2 separate regions of the Homo sapiens genome follow, and region 2 is linked to region 1. A link is an interaction called in ENCODE POLR2A ChIA-PET data of the cell type or tissue named here. Cell type or tissue: MCF 10A. All regions are shown on one strand.

Region 1 (8,000 bases):
TCTAAAAAGGAATATTACTTGAATAATTTTTTAAAAATCCACAAGTAAGGTCAGATCATGCCTCTCCTCAAAATCTTTCAGTGGCTCCTCATTACACACAGGATAAAGCACAAACTCCTTACCAGGCATTCGGGGCTCCCGAACCCTTTGCAGCTCCCCTCCCTCTTACAGCCTCCATGTCCTTTCAGCTCAGCCACACTGTACACTCAGCTGTGTAGCTGTAAACTCTCAGGCCTTTCTTATGTCGCTTCCTTAGGCCAGGAGAGCTGTTCCAATCTTCTCTACCTATCAAGAGCTTACTTATCATCTAAGACTAGACCAAATGCTATCTCCTCTCCAAAGCCTTCCTTGATTGCCGATTTCTTTGCTCCTTCCTCTGTGCTCACATTCTTCTGTATCACCATCTGCCTTTATTATTGTTATTTGTGAATATATCTGTTACCACCACCACCAGCCTGCCCCAAACGTAAGATCCACATTGTCTTTTCTGTCTTTATACCCCCAATAGGGCTTTTAGAACAGTACCTGGCTCAACAATCATGTGCTAAAAGGAAATGAAAAGATAGTAAGTAAGGGGGAAGGATGAGAGATGGGAAAAATGGGCTGGGTTAATCCCAGGAGGGCTTCCTGAAGAAGGCGGCCTTAAACCACCATCTTTAGGAACAAATCATGGGAAAGGAAGAGTTAAAGAAGGGAGATGTCCTAAATTTGGGGTCAGTCCAAGAAAAGACCAAAGTAGGCTGGCCGGGCGCTGTGGCTCATGCCTGTAATCTTAGCACTTTGGGAGGCTGAGGAGGCTGGATCACCTGAGGTTAGGAGTTTGAGACCAGCCTGGCCAACAGAGTGAAATCCCACCTCTTCCAAAAATACAAAAATTAGCCAGGTGTGGGGTTGGGGGGGCACCTGTAATCCCAGCTACTTGAGAGGCTGAGGCAGGAGAATCGCTTGAACCTGGGAGGTGGAGGTTGCAGTGAGGTGAGATCACACCATTGCAACCCAGCCTGGGCGACAACAGCGAGACTCTGTCTCAAAATCAACAACAACAACAAAGTAGGCTAGGCAGTAATCCTCACCGCAAGAGCTGCCATCTACTAAGAACCCATTAGGAGCCAGGAACTCTGCTAAATGTTTTGCATTTGTTACGTAATTTAATAAGCTCCTTTATGAGGCAGGTGCATTTATACCCATTTTATAGGTGAGAACACCAACATATTTAGGAGCTAAGATCTCTTAGCCAGCTAAGTGGTAGAGCACGGATTAGAATCATCTATTGGACTCCCAGACCAGTACTCTGAGTCACTCTGAATCAGAGTGGAAAGGGCAGGGGAGCACAGGGCACCAGGGCAGACAGAGCCTAGGGTGGGACACTAGGGTCTGAGGATGAAAGCTGGATAAGGTTCCTAAGGAGGAGCATGGGGAAGAATGTGACACCCCAGGTCCTAGGGGCTGAGCTCCGGTTTCCCAGGAGGCAGGGTGGGTGTGGGAAGAGGAATCCACTACTGCCAAGCCCTCCCAAACTCCCTGGAGCTTATACTCACCAGAACCCCAAAGGGATGAGATTAGCTGATCTACAGCTCCCTACCGCATTCCCTCCAGAAAGAAAGAGGAAGAGGCTAGAGAAGTGCCCGCCCCTAGCCTCAGTGCAGTACAGTCGAAGGAACGTGGGATTTGGGCCAACAGGCCTGGGTTCCAATTCTGACTCTGAAGCTTATATAATGGGAGGCTTTGGGCAAAATGTGTAGCTTCTCCTACTCCTAGTTTCCTTGTCTATAAAATGGGAATAACAGCACTTGTCTTGTGATACCGTCCTAAGGACAGCATTGAGGTAATCCAAGGAAGGCTCCCAGCAAGGTGCCTGACACACACCCATGTGCTTAGGTGTGTCAATTTTCTTCCCTCCTTTCATCAGTCAGTCTTACATCCAGAAAGTGCGTTTGTAAGACAGCAGCTCAGGGAGAGAAGCATGGGATCTGGACTCAAGGAAAGTCCAGCAGCTCCCCACTTACCACCAACCCCAGGCTAACCAGCAAATCCCCTACGTCACCAATTTTAGACACCCCTCCCCAATCTCACCACCCTCACTTCCCCCACACTAACTCCAGCCAAGCAAAATGTACATGCATGTGTGCATGTGCATGGCCACAAGCTTCAGCCATAAGGGTGGAAGCTGCTTGAGCCATCCTCTCCAATCCCTCCCTCACCTCTTCCCAACCCTTACTAACACATACCTCCTCCCAGCTTTACTCCCCAAACATACACAGTCACCTGTGCCACCATCCTGTGGTCTGGCTGAGATCAAGAGCAGGTGATCACAGTATCTAGCTAGCGTGTCACAGCTGGCCAGGCCACAATACCCAATAACCCTTGTTTTATAGCTCAGCCAAGGCAGGGCTGAGCCATGGCTGGAACCGAAATGAATGCCCTTTCTAGGGCCCCTAGCTGGCTCTAATATCCAGATCTCAAATCTTTCTGTGTGTCCCAGCACTTCCACCAGACAAGAGCTCTGCAAGCACAGGGGCAAGCCTCCTCCTCCTCCATCTTTCACCTTCCTGCTGGGCCAGTGCCAAGCTCTGAATGGGAGCAGAATCCACTTTCCACTGGAAGACTGAGGGGAGTCAGAGCTTAATAATAGTTATTCTTCACCGAGTGCTCATTACAATCACATCCTATTCTGTCTTTACATCTTGTTTAATTCTCACAACAACCTGTTGTAATTCTCATTTTACAGACAAGGAAATCCAGGCACAAAAGACGAAGTTAACTTTTGTGAGGTCATTGGGATTCAAACCCAGGTCACTGGCCTCCAACAGCACGCAGCAGGGAACGAGGTGGGGCACACCTTCCTCTTGGCGATGCTGCGGAGCAGCTCAGCCTTGCTCCGGAGCAGCCCCTGGCCGGCCAGCTCGCGCTCCTCCTCCACGCGGCTCTCCCGCTCCAACTGCTGGAACTCCAAGTCCTCAAAGAGCTTTGTCTCAGTCTCCAGGGCCTCTGCCTCCTTCAACGACAGTGACAAAGGGGGTTGGGTGGTGCTTGCAATGCCACTCTGGGCCTGGAAGACCAGGCCACAGGGGCATGCGTTGTATGGGGCTGGACCCGGGGAAATTGGGTAAGAAACCTGCCTCCCCCCAGCTCCCGCTGTACTTGGCCTTGCCCTTTTGCGGGCATCATGGCCTGGAGCGCTGATTCCCCAACCTTCCCGGTTCCCTCCAAACCGCAGCACCGACCCTGGTGTCCGGCAGGTACTGCAGAGGCCAGGTGGTCCCGTCCCACCGCTCTCCTCTCTTCCTTCTGGGGCGTGGCCCGCGGGGCCGGGGGAGGGGGGGCGGTGGAACTGACCCTTCTCAGCTGCTCCTGTAACTGTTCCCGCACTGACTCGGGGCAGTTATCGAGCTGCGTCTGGAGCTCGGCGTAGAGCGCCTGGCGGGCCTCCAGGTGCCTCCGTCCCGCGGCCAGCTCCGCCCTCTCCTGGTCGGCGGGAGGGCGAGGGAGAGGGCGGGGCACAGGGGAGAAACAGAACACACACTCCTCAACTCCGGCCCGGCAGCGGCGGGAGGGGAGCGCGGGAGGGCGGCCAGGGCGGGACAGAATGGGGGTCGGCAATGGGGGTTGAGAGAGGAGAAAAAAAGGCTAGAATCAAAGAGGAGAATAACCAGGCGAGGAGAAAGAAAAGGGCAGAAAGGGAAAGTGAGGAGGGAAAGAGGTGAAGAGGGAGAGGGCCCAAGGCCAGGAGCTGAAGGTAACACGGCAGTCAGAGGTGCAGGGGATGAGGTAACACAGGCAGAGGTGTGGGGGCAGGGCACAGATTTTGGTCTCCTGAAGTCCCTTGAACTGAAATTGTTGGGTAGGTCTCGAGAAAAGGCCCTCTGTTTTCTCTCCAAACCAGTCAAGGCTGGTTCTGCATCACAGAGCCTCCAGCTCTCATCCCTCCCCTTCTACTACAGCCCAGAGACCAAAATTTAACCCAGGGAAAAAGGGTAGTGATGGTGAGGGTTAAATCCAGGGTTGGGCGTCAATCAGGAGCTGAGGATGTTAAAGCAGTGTGGCAGAGGGGACCCCAACCCAACACCCTTGGCCTCCCTCCCCTCCTGCCCAGGGTCGGGGTGGGGTGTTGGCCCTGCAGGCTGAACTTCAGGGATGAGGGTTGCAATTAGTTCGGGCTGTTTCCATGGTAATGAGTCCCAGGAGTGGGTACAGAGGGGGTGGACGGTTCTTTCTGGGGTGAGATGACACCTCTGAGGGTGGGAAGGGGGACGAGGGGAGGGTTTGGTGAGTCACCCCTCAAAGGACAGGCAGAGGAGAAACTGTGGTTACTGATTCCAAAGCCAGAGTGGAGCCATGGGCTGAGGGCAGGGGAGGGAAGCCAAGTGAACCCTCCACACCATTGCCATCACTACCACCATCACCACCACCACCATCACTACCACAGCCTCGAATAACCTCTCTTCCCCACAGAGAAAGCGAAGTCTAGGCCTCCAAAAAACTCCAGGTCAGTGGGAAATGAGGTTAGGCAGGTTCCTTCTGAAATGCTGAGCTTTATCCCTGGGAGTGAGGCCCTATGCTGAACCCAGTCACTCCCATCCCTCTACCCAACTCATCTACCCATCCCCAGAGAGGAGGACCTAATCAGGCCAGTTCCTGGGGTCTAGGTGCTTCCTCATCCTTGGACTCAGCCTTTAAAATACCCTGTGTTATAGGTGGCTCAGGAGTGAGGAGAAGAGTAGGGGCTACCCATTACCAACCTCTGATGGGTATCTGAATTTGGGAAGCCCCAAGGGAAAGCTAGGAAGGGTAGCCACTATGTTGGCAGAGAGGTCCTGTTCAAGCCCTCCAAGACCACGCCCACAACTGGGCCTCCTTACTCCTTGGCTCCAGAGGGCAGGCAGGGGAATAGGTGGAAGACAGCCTACTCTGCTGTGCAGGAAGCTGCCAGGAAGCTTCCTTGGGTTATCTCATGCTGTCCTCAGACAGTAGCCTAAGACAGCAGCCTAGGCATTTCCAATGGAAAGAACTCTTCAGTCTGAGCAGCTCCACAGCCAAGCATTTCCCCCACCCTCATACCCCTCCTGCCAATGCCCCCTTGAGTAAAGTTGAGCTACCAATCCTCCTGCCAATTCCTTTCATATAAAAACTCTGGGGTCCCACACCAAGAAAAGAAGGAGGCAGCATTAGAGGAGAGAGGCCAGGGGCACAGAGGCACCCACTGAGTTAGTGCAAAAGCGGGCATGGCTCAGCCCTACCTGGGTGGCACTGGCAGTTAGGGGCATGCGGAAAGCCCAAGTCAGTGATTAGAAGGGACGTTAGTGTAGGCCTAGTTGGCAAGCGTGGAGTTAATTTGGCACAGAATTTGGGAGTGTGGTTTTGGGGGCCAGAGCCAAAGCTCCAAAAAAAAAAAAAAAGGGTCAAAGAATTTTTAAGATTCTCAAAATTGAGGGCAGGAGGAAGAAACTCAAAAAATCCAGAAGGAAAATTAAATTATTGGAAAAATACTGTCAGATCCAGAAATAGATGACCCCTCTCCACTTCAGAGCTTTTGGCACGGTGTTGGGCATCTGGGAGTGGCCCCTGCAGGCTGGCACGAAATCTGAAAGGGGCAGGGGCAGGAGCTAGGATCACCTGGGATGGGAGGCTGCAGATCCTGAAGGCTCAAGGGAAGCAGAGGCCCGAGGGCCATCTCCCAAAGATCACAACGTAAGCACTTGTGGCATGCTTGGAGGGAGATGTTCTCCAGATGGTGGGACCCGAACTTGAATCACTCCCCAATGTCAGTCCCTTGGGCTGTGCTCACTGCCCAAGAAGGGGCTTTGGCACTTCCTAGAAGGGCCATAAAGGGCCTAGGATGGCAGGCACCCAGAGGTAGCACACAGACCCAGACAGAGGAGACCCCAGACACCAGCCCAGCCCCTGGCAGTGCCCTCCAAGCTGGTTCCTTCCACAGAGGAGGAGAAGTCACTCTGTCTCTGGAAAGCCACAGAGACCACTTGTACTGCAGAATGGATGATGAGGTGAAGGGTACAGGGCCCCAGAGAAGACATTTCTCCTTCTCTCCCAGGCCACTGGTACCCAGCACTAAGCTGGGCCAGGTGTGGGTTACCTTGTCCCTCTCCTTCTGGATGCCTGTCTCCAAGGCCACCAGCTTCTCCTGCAGCTGATCCACTGCCTTCTGCTCCTTCTGCAGCAGTGCCCGCTCTGCCTCCCTCTCTCCCTGCAGCAGTGCCCGCTCCATTTCGGCCTGGGGGCAGACACCAGGGTCCCCATCAAAGCAGCTGACTGTGGCCCCTCTCTGGGGCCTTCAGTTGGCCTAGGGAAGAGTCCAGCTAGGGACTTCACGGCTCACCTCTCGGGCTGACTCCTGCAGCTGCTGCTCTAGCTCCTTCACACGGACCTTGAGCTGCTCCACGTGCCCCAGCACCTGAGCCCGCTCTTCTTCCAGGGCTAGCACCTCTCCCTGGAGCTTGGTGCTAGGTGCATCTTCGTGCTGGAGGGGAGGGAAGCTATCAACTGAGGAAGCCTAGAGCCTTTTGGAATCAGACTAAGAAAATGGATCACCTGTTCCTCCAGGCACTTGCTGAGGAATAGCTGGACTGAGACAGGAGGCTAATTCCCTGCCCCCCCGCAACCCCCACCTTTGAGGGGAGCAATAAGGGCTCTGCGGAAGAGAATATTTACCACTGAGTGCCAGGCCTGGGTGGGGCCCCATGGAAAGGCAGGTCATAAAGCATATTTACAGCTTGGGAAGCTCATCAACACCTCCCTTCTCTTCCTTGTCTCATTTCTGCACCTCTGCTCTCTAATCTCTTCCCAAACTTGATCCTTCCCCTCACTGGACCTTGGCATTGGATACACCAGCCTCCTCTGCCCCCAGCAGGTCCAACTTCAGCCTCTTTGTCTTGCCTACCCCTCCATCTCACCTCCTGCTGGGTGCTCTCAGTGCTGCTGCACTCCTCCTTGAGATTTTCCTCATCTGAGCGCTCCATACTCTCCCATAGGCGTTGGGTGGCAACGCCAGGCTCCTCGCTGCTCCGCCCAGAGGCCCCTGCAAGGCCTCGTGAGGGCCTCCGGCCTGCCAGTGCCAATGCTGCGGTGGCCTCCCCAATGCTGGGAAGCTCCCCAGCCTCAGGTCCCCCATCAGCCCGGCTGTATTCGGCACACAGGTTCAGGATGGTCTCCAGGCGCTGGCGTTCCTGGGGAGGATGGACAGAGCAGGACATGAAGGGGAGGAAGCTGAGCCCTGGTGGGGATAGAGCCAGGTTCAGTATCCTGTCAGGAGGGAGAGCAGGGTTACAGGGGGCTAGGACATCAGTGTCAAGTCAGGAGAGGCCTGACCCCAAGACCTAGGGGAGGCAGAGGGAAACAAGGTGCCCCAGAAGTGGGCAGGAAGAACGAGGCTGTTGTGCCACATGCCCACATGGCATAACAGCCTGGTTCTTCCTGCCCACTTCTGGGACAGCCCCTTCCATCTTCCTGTTCCTTTCTTTTTTCAGTCTACCCCAGGACACACAGGAACACACCAAATGGACCCACAGTAACACACTAAACACATACAGAAACACACTGTTAAGCAGACTACAGACCACAATGAGACACAGATAAACTCAGTTGCTCGTCCTGACGCAGGTACACACAGATCTACAGACACAAGGACACATACTGACACACCAGCACTGATGCACAGGCACACAAGGATACAACATGTGCCCTGGCCCTGCATTAATAGGCAAGTACAGAGACACCAGCCCTGACATGCACAAATGCACACTGATGCACACTCACAGATAAACACAGTCTAGCATACAGACAGGTGGGCATGTATGCAGACAGACAGTGCTGGAAAACAGACCCATGAGCCCACAGGGACCAGACACCCAACCACAGACATACATGGAGAAGAGGTAGACCAAGGACACGGCCCTCTTTGTCCCCACCTCAGCTCCAAGTTACCCTCAGGCAGCCCTTGGCTGTTTATCAGCAGGATGGGCTGCTGCCAGTCCTTGAATGCCCAG
Region 2 (8,000 bases), 220 kb before region 1:
AGCTAAGATTGTGCCACTGCACTCCAGCCTGGGGTATAAAGTGAGACTCTGTCTCAAAAAAACCCCAAAATGTAATACATGCTAAAGAAGGACTCATAAATCAGTGGTGAAAGAGAAGACTAGTCTTTCAATAATACTGGGAAAATTGCTTACAGTTTTGGACTAAAATAACCAGATTTTATTATTTCATTTTATAAAGAGGCTTTTAAACCTTTTTGGACTATGACCCACAGTAAGAAATATGTGGAACATCTCGCCTGAATATAAATTAATAATTAAAACAAAAGTTTATAAAGCAATATTTATCCTTATTATGTCAGATGGACTCTGATCTATTCTATTCTATTCTATTCTATTCCTATATTATTAAAAAGAAAATTCTGGTGTCTGCCCAGTAAATTGATCTAATAACTCACTAGTGAATAGCTACCAGTAGTTTGAAGAATATTTCTTATACCAAAATTAATTTTTAATTTAAAAAAAGAAAAAATTATAGGTAAATAATATGAGAGTTTATTTATTTATTTATTTTTGAGACAGAGTCTTGCTCTGTATGTCACCCATACAGTACAGTAGCACCATCGGCTCACTGCAACCTCCGCCTCCCGGGTTCAAGCTATTCTCCTGCCTCAGCTTCCCGAGTATCTTGGATTATAGGCATGCACCACCACACCTGGCTAATTTTTTTATTTTTAGTAGAGACGGGGTTTCACCATGTTGGCCAGGCTGGTCTCGAACTCCTGACCTCAAGTGATCTGCCCGCCTCCGCCTCCCAAAGTGCTGGGATTACAGGCATGACCCACTGAGCCGGCCAAATAATAGGAGGTTTTGAAATGAGAAATGACTTGAGATTTTAAAAATAATGAAAAAAATAACAAAGGCAAACATCAACAAATTTGAGAACACCAACATTTTAAATATGTTATAGGGACCACATATGGCAAAGGCAGCTATGACAGACAGGATGTGGTCATCACTGGAGAGAAGAGGCCAGTTATTCTTGACATCTCTTTCTTCCTCATATTCGCCCACATGGAACCCAACAGCAAGTCCCGCAGATGCTGCCTCCATTCGTGCACTTTCTCCCTGGCCACAGGGAGATCTTAGTCCAGACCTGATCTTAGCCCTGATCTTAGTCCAGACCATCATTCTCTCACTCTGGGACTGCTGCCCCTACCTCCCAGCTAGTCTCCCTGCTTCCACTGTGCACCCCACAATCCTTTCTGCTCACAGCAGCCAGAGTCATCTTTTTTTTTTTTTTTTTTTTTGAGACAGGGTCTCACTATGTTGGCCAGGCTAGTCTCAAACTCCTGGTCTCAAGCGATGCTCCTTCCTCGGCCTCCCAAAGTGCCGAGATTGCAGTCATGAGCTACCATGCCCGGCCAAGAGTAATCTTTTTGAAGTATAAATTAAATCACTCTCAGTAATCCAATTAAGAAACTGGCAAATGAAAAATCTTACAAGTGCTGAATCTTCTGTCTGTCTGTATTTATATGTGTTGTGTGTGTGTGTGATGTTTATACATAAAAGAGCTCTGATTAATTGGCAGCAGGCAAGGTGAACCCCTTGGGCGGTTACAGAATGGAAGAGCGGGACTTGACTGTGACAGGCCAGACCTCTCTGCACTTCCACATTCCGAGGAGAAACTGAGGAGTCCAAGAATTCTAAATTCCAGCTGGCTTCCTAGTTCTTTTTTTATTTTTTATTTTCCAAGATGGAGTTTTGCTCTTGTCACCCAGACTGGAGTGCAGTGGCGTGATCTCGGCTCACTGCAACCTCCGCTTCCCAGGTTCAAGGGACTCTCCGGCCTCAGCTTCCCGAGTAGCTGAGATTACAGGCACACCACCACGCCCAGCTAATTTTTGTATTTTTAGTAGAGACGGGATTTCACCATGTTGGTGACAGGCGGGCACCTGTAATCTCAGTTACTCGGGAGGCTGAGGCAGGAGAGTCATCTGAATCCGGGAGGTGGACGTTGAGTGAGATTGTGCCATTGCACTCCAGCCTGGGTAACAGAGGGAGACTCCGTCTCACAAAAGAAAAAGCAAAACAAAAAAGCAAAAAACAAAACACAGCACTTTGTAGATTCCCAGGATTTTAGGAGTTGTATGCTGGGAAATGGTGATAAAGACCAAATATATATTTCAGAATATCACAGGAGGATAAACCATATTTGGTCTAATAGTCTCTTTATAACTTGTAACTATCAGGTATATGGTCTATGAGCCTCCATCTGTATTCTCGCCCAAGCTTTGGCTTTTGGTAGAGACAGGCTTGGCTGCATGGAGGTCTTGGGCCGGGTTCTTCTTCTTGGGGAATCCAGGGGATGCACACACACAGACCCTTGGAGCTTGAGCCCCAACAGAAAATTGACCCTGAAATCTTTGAAGCTTTTATAGGAATGGAGAGGAAATGAAATTTGTCATTTCAAAGCTGAAGTTAATCCATTTTCATTCTAGGAAAACCCTCTGGAAGGGACTTTTAGTTATGTACCTGTAGGGCAGAACTCCTCTTCTGAAATGGAGATGCCTGTGGCCCTGGGGCTCCATGGAGCACCCCTCCTGTGGTCAGCTGATGAAAGGGCCTGTGTTGTAGGCAGAAAGGTGCCTCTTCGGATCAGGTTTCCCTTTAAAATTTTTGATACAGGCCAGGAATGGTGGCTCACGCCTGTAATCCCAGCACTTTGGGAGGCTGAGGTGGCTGGATCACCTGAGGTCAGGAGTTTGAGACCAGCCTGGCCAACATGGCGAAACCCCGTCTCTACTAAAAATACCAAAAAAAAAATCAGCCAGGCATGGTGGTGCGTGCCTGTAATCCCAGCTACCTGGGAGGCTGAGGCAGGAGAATTGCTTGAACCTTGGAGGCAGAGGTTGCAGTGAGCCAAGGTCACGCCATTGCACTCCAGCCTGGGCAACAGAGTGAGACTCAGTCTTAAAAAAAAAAAAAAAATTGGCCGGGTGAGGTGGCACACACCTGTAATCCCAGCACTTTGGGAGGCCGAGTCAGGGGTGGATCATGAGGTCAAGAGATCAAGATCATCCTGGCCTACATGGTGAAACCCCATCTCTACCAAAAATAGAAAAATTAGCTGGGTGTGGTGGCGCACACCTGTAGTCCCAGCTACTCGGGCGGCTGAGGCAGGAGAATGGCTTGAACCCAGGAGGCGGAGGTTGCAATGAGCCAAGATCATGCCATTGCACTCCAGCCTGGCAACATAGAGAGACTCTATCTAAAAAAAAAAAAAAAAATTGAGACAAAATACAATTTATACAATTAATATTTAATAAATGATTATTATGTGCCAGATACTATGATAAGCACTTGATATGAATTATCTCACTCAGCCTTCATAATACCCAATATTACTTTCATTATATAAATGAAATGAGCAAACTGAGGTTCATAGAGTTTAAGTAACTTGTGCAGTGGGCATGCATTTGGCAAGTGACAGAGAAGGGATTTGTACCTACACCTGACTCCAGAGCCTATTCTCTGCCTCCATCATCCTCTGGAATTTTTTCAGGTCATTAATGGAGTGAGTAATTTTCCCAGACTGTCAGAGGGGTTTGAACCAGAGCGACTCCATCTTGAATAGGGGCTGGGTAAAATGAGACTCAGACCTACTGAACTACGTTCCTAGGAGGCTAGGCATTCTAGTCACAGGAATAGACAGGAGGTCAGCACAAGATACGGGTCATAAAGGCCTTGCTGATAAAACATGTTGCAGGTGGCTGGGCGCGGTGGCTCACGCCTGTAATCCCAGGACTTTGGGAAGCCGAGGCGGGCGGATCACGAGGTCAGGAGTTCGACCTGGCCAACATGGTGAAATCGCTACTAAAGATACCAAAAATTAGCTGGGCATGGTGGCGTGCGCCTTTTGCTACTCGGGAGGCTGAGGCAGGAGAATCACTTGAACCCAGGAGAATGGCTTGAACCCGGGAGGCGGAGGTTGCTGTGAACACTCCAGCCTGGGCGACAGGGAGAGACTCTGTCTCAAAAACAAACAAACAAACAAACAAACAAAAAACACACGTTGCAGTGAAGAAGCCAGCCAAAACCCACCAAAACCAAGATAGTGACAAGAGTGACCTCTGGTTGTCCTCACTGCTCATTATACGCTAATTATAAAGCATTAGCATGCTAAAAGACACACCCACCAGCGCCATGACAGTTACAAATGCCATGGCAACATCAGGAAGTTACCCTATATGGTCTCGAAAGGGGAGGAGGCCGGCGCGGTGGCTCACGCCTGTAATCCCGGCACTTTGGGAGGCCGAGGCGGGTTGATCACGAGGTCAGGAGATCGAGACCATCCTGGCTAACATGGTGAAACCTCGTCTTTACTAAAAATACAAAAAATTAGCCTGTGGTGGCGAGCGCCTGTAGTCCCAGCTACTTGGGAGGCTGAGGCAGGAGAATGGCGTGAACCTGGGAGGCGGAGCTTGCAGTGAGCCGAGATCGCGCCACTGCACTCCGGCCTGGGTGACAGAGCGAGACTCCGTATAAAAATAAATAAATAAATAAATAAATAAATAAATAAAATAAATAAATAAATAAAAATAAATTTAAAAAAATAAAAAGGGGAGGAACCCTCAGTTCTGGGAATTGCCCACTCTTTTCCCAGAAAACTCATGAATAATCCACCCCTTGCTTAGCATATAATCAAGAAGTAACAGTAAGTATCCTCGGTCGAGCAGCTCAAGCCACTGCTCTGCCTATGGAGTAGCCATTCTTTTATTCCTTTGCTTTCTTTTTGTGGACTTTCACTTTGTGGACTTGCCTCAAATTCTTTCTTGCGCATGGTCCAAGAACCCTCTCTTGGGGTCTGGATCGGGACCCCTTTCCGGTAACAAGATTAGAATGCCATTCTTGACTGACTTAGACCGGAGCAGAATAGGAGAAATCATCACCTTCTTGAAGTGTGTGCCAGTCGGGGCCATCCTTGCTGATCTTGGGAGGAACTTCTCTCTTGACCCAAGAGGGAAGGGATGGAATCATTTCACAAGGCACAAAGACACCGTCTTGGCGACAAGCAGGAAGAAGCCATGACCCGTTCTTCCTGTGGGCCAGGCCAGGAAGAGTTGAGTCCCAGGTGGCCATGCCAAGTTCCAAAGGGTGATGTTGAAGAAGACTGCAAGTGATGCTGAGATTGAGCTCTAGTGTTTTACAGAAGCAAGCAGACCCCTGGACAGAGGCCTCTTGACAGAGCAAACTGCTGGGGGCAAGCAGTGTTCAGAGAGTCAGAGCAAATGTGAGAATGGCTGGAGCAAAGAAAATGTAACTACTCCCTCCTCTACCCACCCCTCCTCCAAGTAACCCTCAGCCCGTCTGTCCCAGTTCAATGGTTACACTTCTTGACATTATGTTACAAGCTGTTGGTTCATATTTAGCTTGTGGTTGGCCTAAACCACCAGATCTTTTTCATACAAACTGCTATCTGGCCAGTTCCTTCCATCCCATGCTTCTAGTACACGTGCAACTAATTTAAAATAAAGCAAAACGTAAATGCAAGATATCCCACATACAATTTAATTCTGTTTGATTCTGGTCAGCTGAAATAATTAAAAGTTTTAATTCTGTCATCTTTTGTAATAATTCCCTTCCCAGTTTGCATCATCTGCCAAAGTGGTAAACATTGATTATTTTGTCCTAGCAGGTAGTGAGAATGCTGAACAGGACCAAGCAGAGTCCTCTGGCATAATGCTACAACAGGGGTCCCCAAAGTGTGGTCTGGGAATATCAGAGGTCCCAGAGACCCTTTCAGCGGGTCTGTGAAATCTAAACTATTTTCATTGATTGATTGATTGATTGATTGAGACGGAGTCTCGTTCTGTCGCCCAGGGTGGAGTGCAATGGCACGATCTCAGCTCAACGCAACCTCTGTCTTTCCGGTTCAAGAGATTCTCCTGCCTCAGCCTCCCAGTGGCTGGGATTACAGGCACCTGCCACCATGCCCAGCTAATTTTTGTATTTTTAGTAGAGACAGGGTTTCCCCATGTGGGTCAGGCTGGTCTCGAACTCCCAACCTCAGGTGATACACCCGCCTTGGCCTCTCAAAGTGCTGGGATTACAGGCGTGAACCACTGCACCCAGCCCCAAAATTTTTTTTTTTTGAGACGGAGTCTCGCTCTGTCGCCCAGGCTGGAGTGCAGTGGCGCAATCTCGGCTCACTGCAAACTCCAACTCCCGGGTTCATGCCATTCTCCTGCCTCAGCCTCCTGAGCAGCTGGGACTATAGGTGCCCGCCACTACGCCCGGCTAATTTTTTGTATTTTTAGTAGAGACGGGGTTTCACTGCGTCAGCCAGGATGGTCTCGATCTCCTGATCTCGTGATCCACCCGCCTCGGCCTCCCAAAGTACTGGGATTACAGGCGTGAGCCACCGCGCCCGGTCCCAAAAATTTTTTTTAAAAAAGAAAATAAGCCGGGCATGGTGGTTAACGCCTGTAATCCCAGAACTTCGAGAGGCCGAGGCAGGCAGATCACCTGAAGTCAGGAGTTCAAGACCAGCCTGACTAACATGATGAAACCCCGTCTCTACTGAAAATACAAAAATTAGCCGAGTGTGGTGACAGATGCCTGTAATCCCAGCTACTTGGGAGGCTGAGGCAGGAGAATTGCTTGAACCTGGAAGGCAGAGATTGCGATGAGCCGAGATCGCGCCACTGCATTCCAGCCTGGGCAAAAATAGTGAAACTCTGTCTCAAAAAGAAAAGAAAAGAAAAAAAATTTGGACTGAGCACAGTGGCTCATGCCTATAAGCCCAGCACTTTGGGAGGCCAAGGCAGGCAGATCCCTTGAGGCCAGGAGTTCAAGACCAGCCTGGCCAACATGGTGAAACCCCATCTGTACTAAAAATATAAAAATTAGGCCAGGCACAGTGGCTCACACCTGTAATTCCAGCTTCTTAGGAGGCTGAGGCAGGAGAATTGCTTGAATCCGGGAGGCGGAGGCTGCAATGAGCTGAGATCGTACCACTGCCCTCCAGCCTGGCAACAGAGCAAGACTCCATCTTAACAAAATAATAATAATAAAAAATTATCTGTGAACTGTTATAGTGCTTACATGCCATTTTCACTCTTGTTCTATCACAAAATGTGGAATGTTCCAGAGGCTACAGAATGACTGATATCACACTAGACTACATGCAGCACCAGTTATGAGAATCCAGCTGTCTTCTGTGAAGCCAGAGATGAATAAGATTTGTAAAAATGTAAAACAAAGCTGCTCTTTTCTCACCAACTTCTTTTTCCTTTTGAAATGTAGTTGTGTTTCATAAAAGTGTTTGAGTATGTTTGGGCTGCTATAACAAAATACCTTAGGCTGAGTAATATATAAACAACAGAAATTTATTTTTCACAATTCTGGAGATCGGGAAGTCCATGATCAAGGTGTCAGCAATTTTGGTGTCTGGTGAAAGCCTGTTCCTCATAGATGGCTCCTTCTTTGTGTCCTCACAAGGTGTGAGGAGCAAGGAAGCTCCTTCAAGCCTCTTTTACAAAGGCACTAATCCCTCGATAAGGGTGGAACCTTCATTACCTAATTACCTCCCAAACACCCCGCCTCTTAATATCATCACCTTGGGGATTAGGTTTCAACATATGAATTTTGGGGAGTACGCCAACATTCAGATACTAGCAAAAGTTATTTATGTATGTTATTTATGTTGACACACAATGAGTTTATTATTATTTTATTCTGTTTTTTGAGACAGAGTCTCACTCTGTCGCCCAGGCTGGAGTGCAGTGGCGCGATCTCGGCTCACTGCAACCTCCGCCTCCCAGGTTCAAGCAATTCTCCTGCTCAGCCTCCTGAGTAGCTGGGACTATAGGCGCCCACCACCATGCCTAGCTCATTTTTTTATTTCCTAAAAATATTTAAGTGAAAGCTTTTTTTTTTTTTTTTTTTTTTTTTGAGATGGGCTGGAGTGCAGTGGCTCAATCACAGCTCACCAAAACCTTGAACTCCTGGGCTCAAGTGATTCTCCCATTTCAGCCTCC

The links. Peaks named below come from ENCODE experiments on the same cell type or tissue, not always from the same donor. Only the 100,000 strongest peaks of a DNase experiment are listed, where the experiment ranks them.
Region 2: POLR2A ChIA-PET joins it to region 1 with 5 read pairs; 3 of 35 experiments call an interaction of 5 or more read pairs at or near these places.

The regions. Positions count from the first base shown.
Region 1 is chr11:118,630,388-118,638,387 of GRCh38, reverse strand. It overlaps PHLDB1 (pleckstrin homology like domain family B member 1), which reads right to left. Exons shown (of 23, transcript NM_001144758.3): 7 at 6,909-7,181; 8 at 6,335-6,475; 9 at 6,092-6,229; 10 at 2,840-2,995. Among named protein-coding and RNA genes, the nearest start is that of MIR6716, 9.6 kb to the left of the region's middle. RefSeq lists enhancers at 2,848-3,518, 6,545-7,052, 7,053-7,561. In MCF 10A, no CTCF peak of the experiment used is centred here; a DNase peak (open chromatin) is centred at 3,467.
Region 2 is chr11:118,849,515-118,857,514 of GRCh38, reverse strand. No RefSeq gene overlaps it. Among named protein-coding and RNA genes, the nearest start is that of CXCR5, 30 kb to the left of the region's middle. RefSeq lists an enhancer at 1,001-1,090. In MCF 10A, no CTCF peak of the experiment used is centred here; no DNase peak of the experiment used is centred here.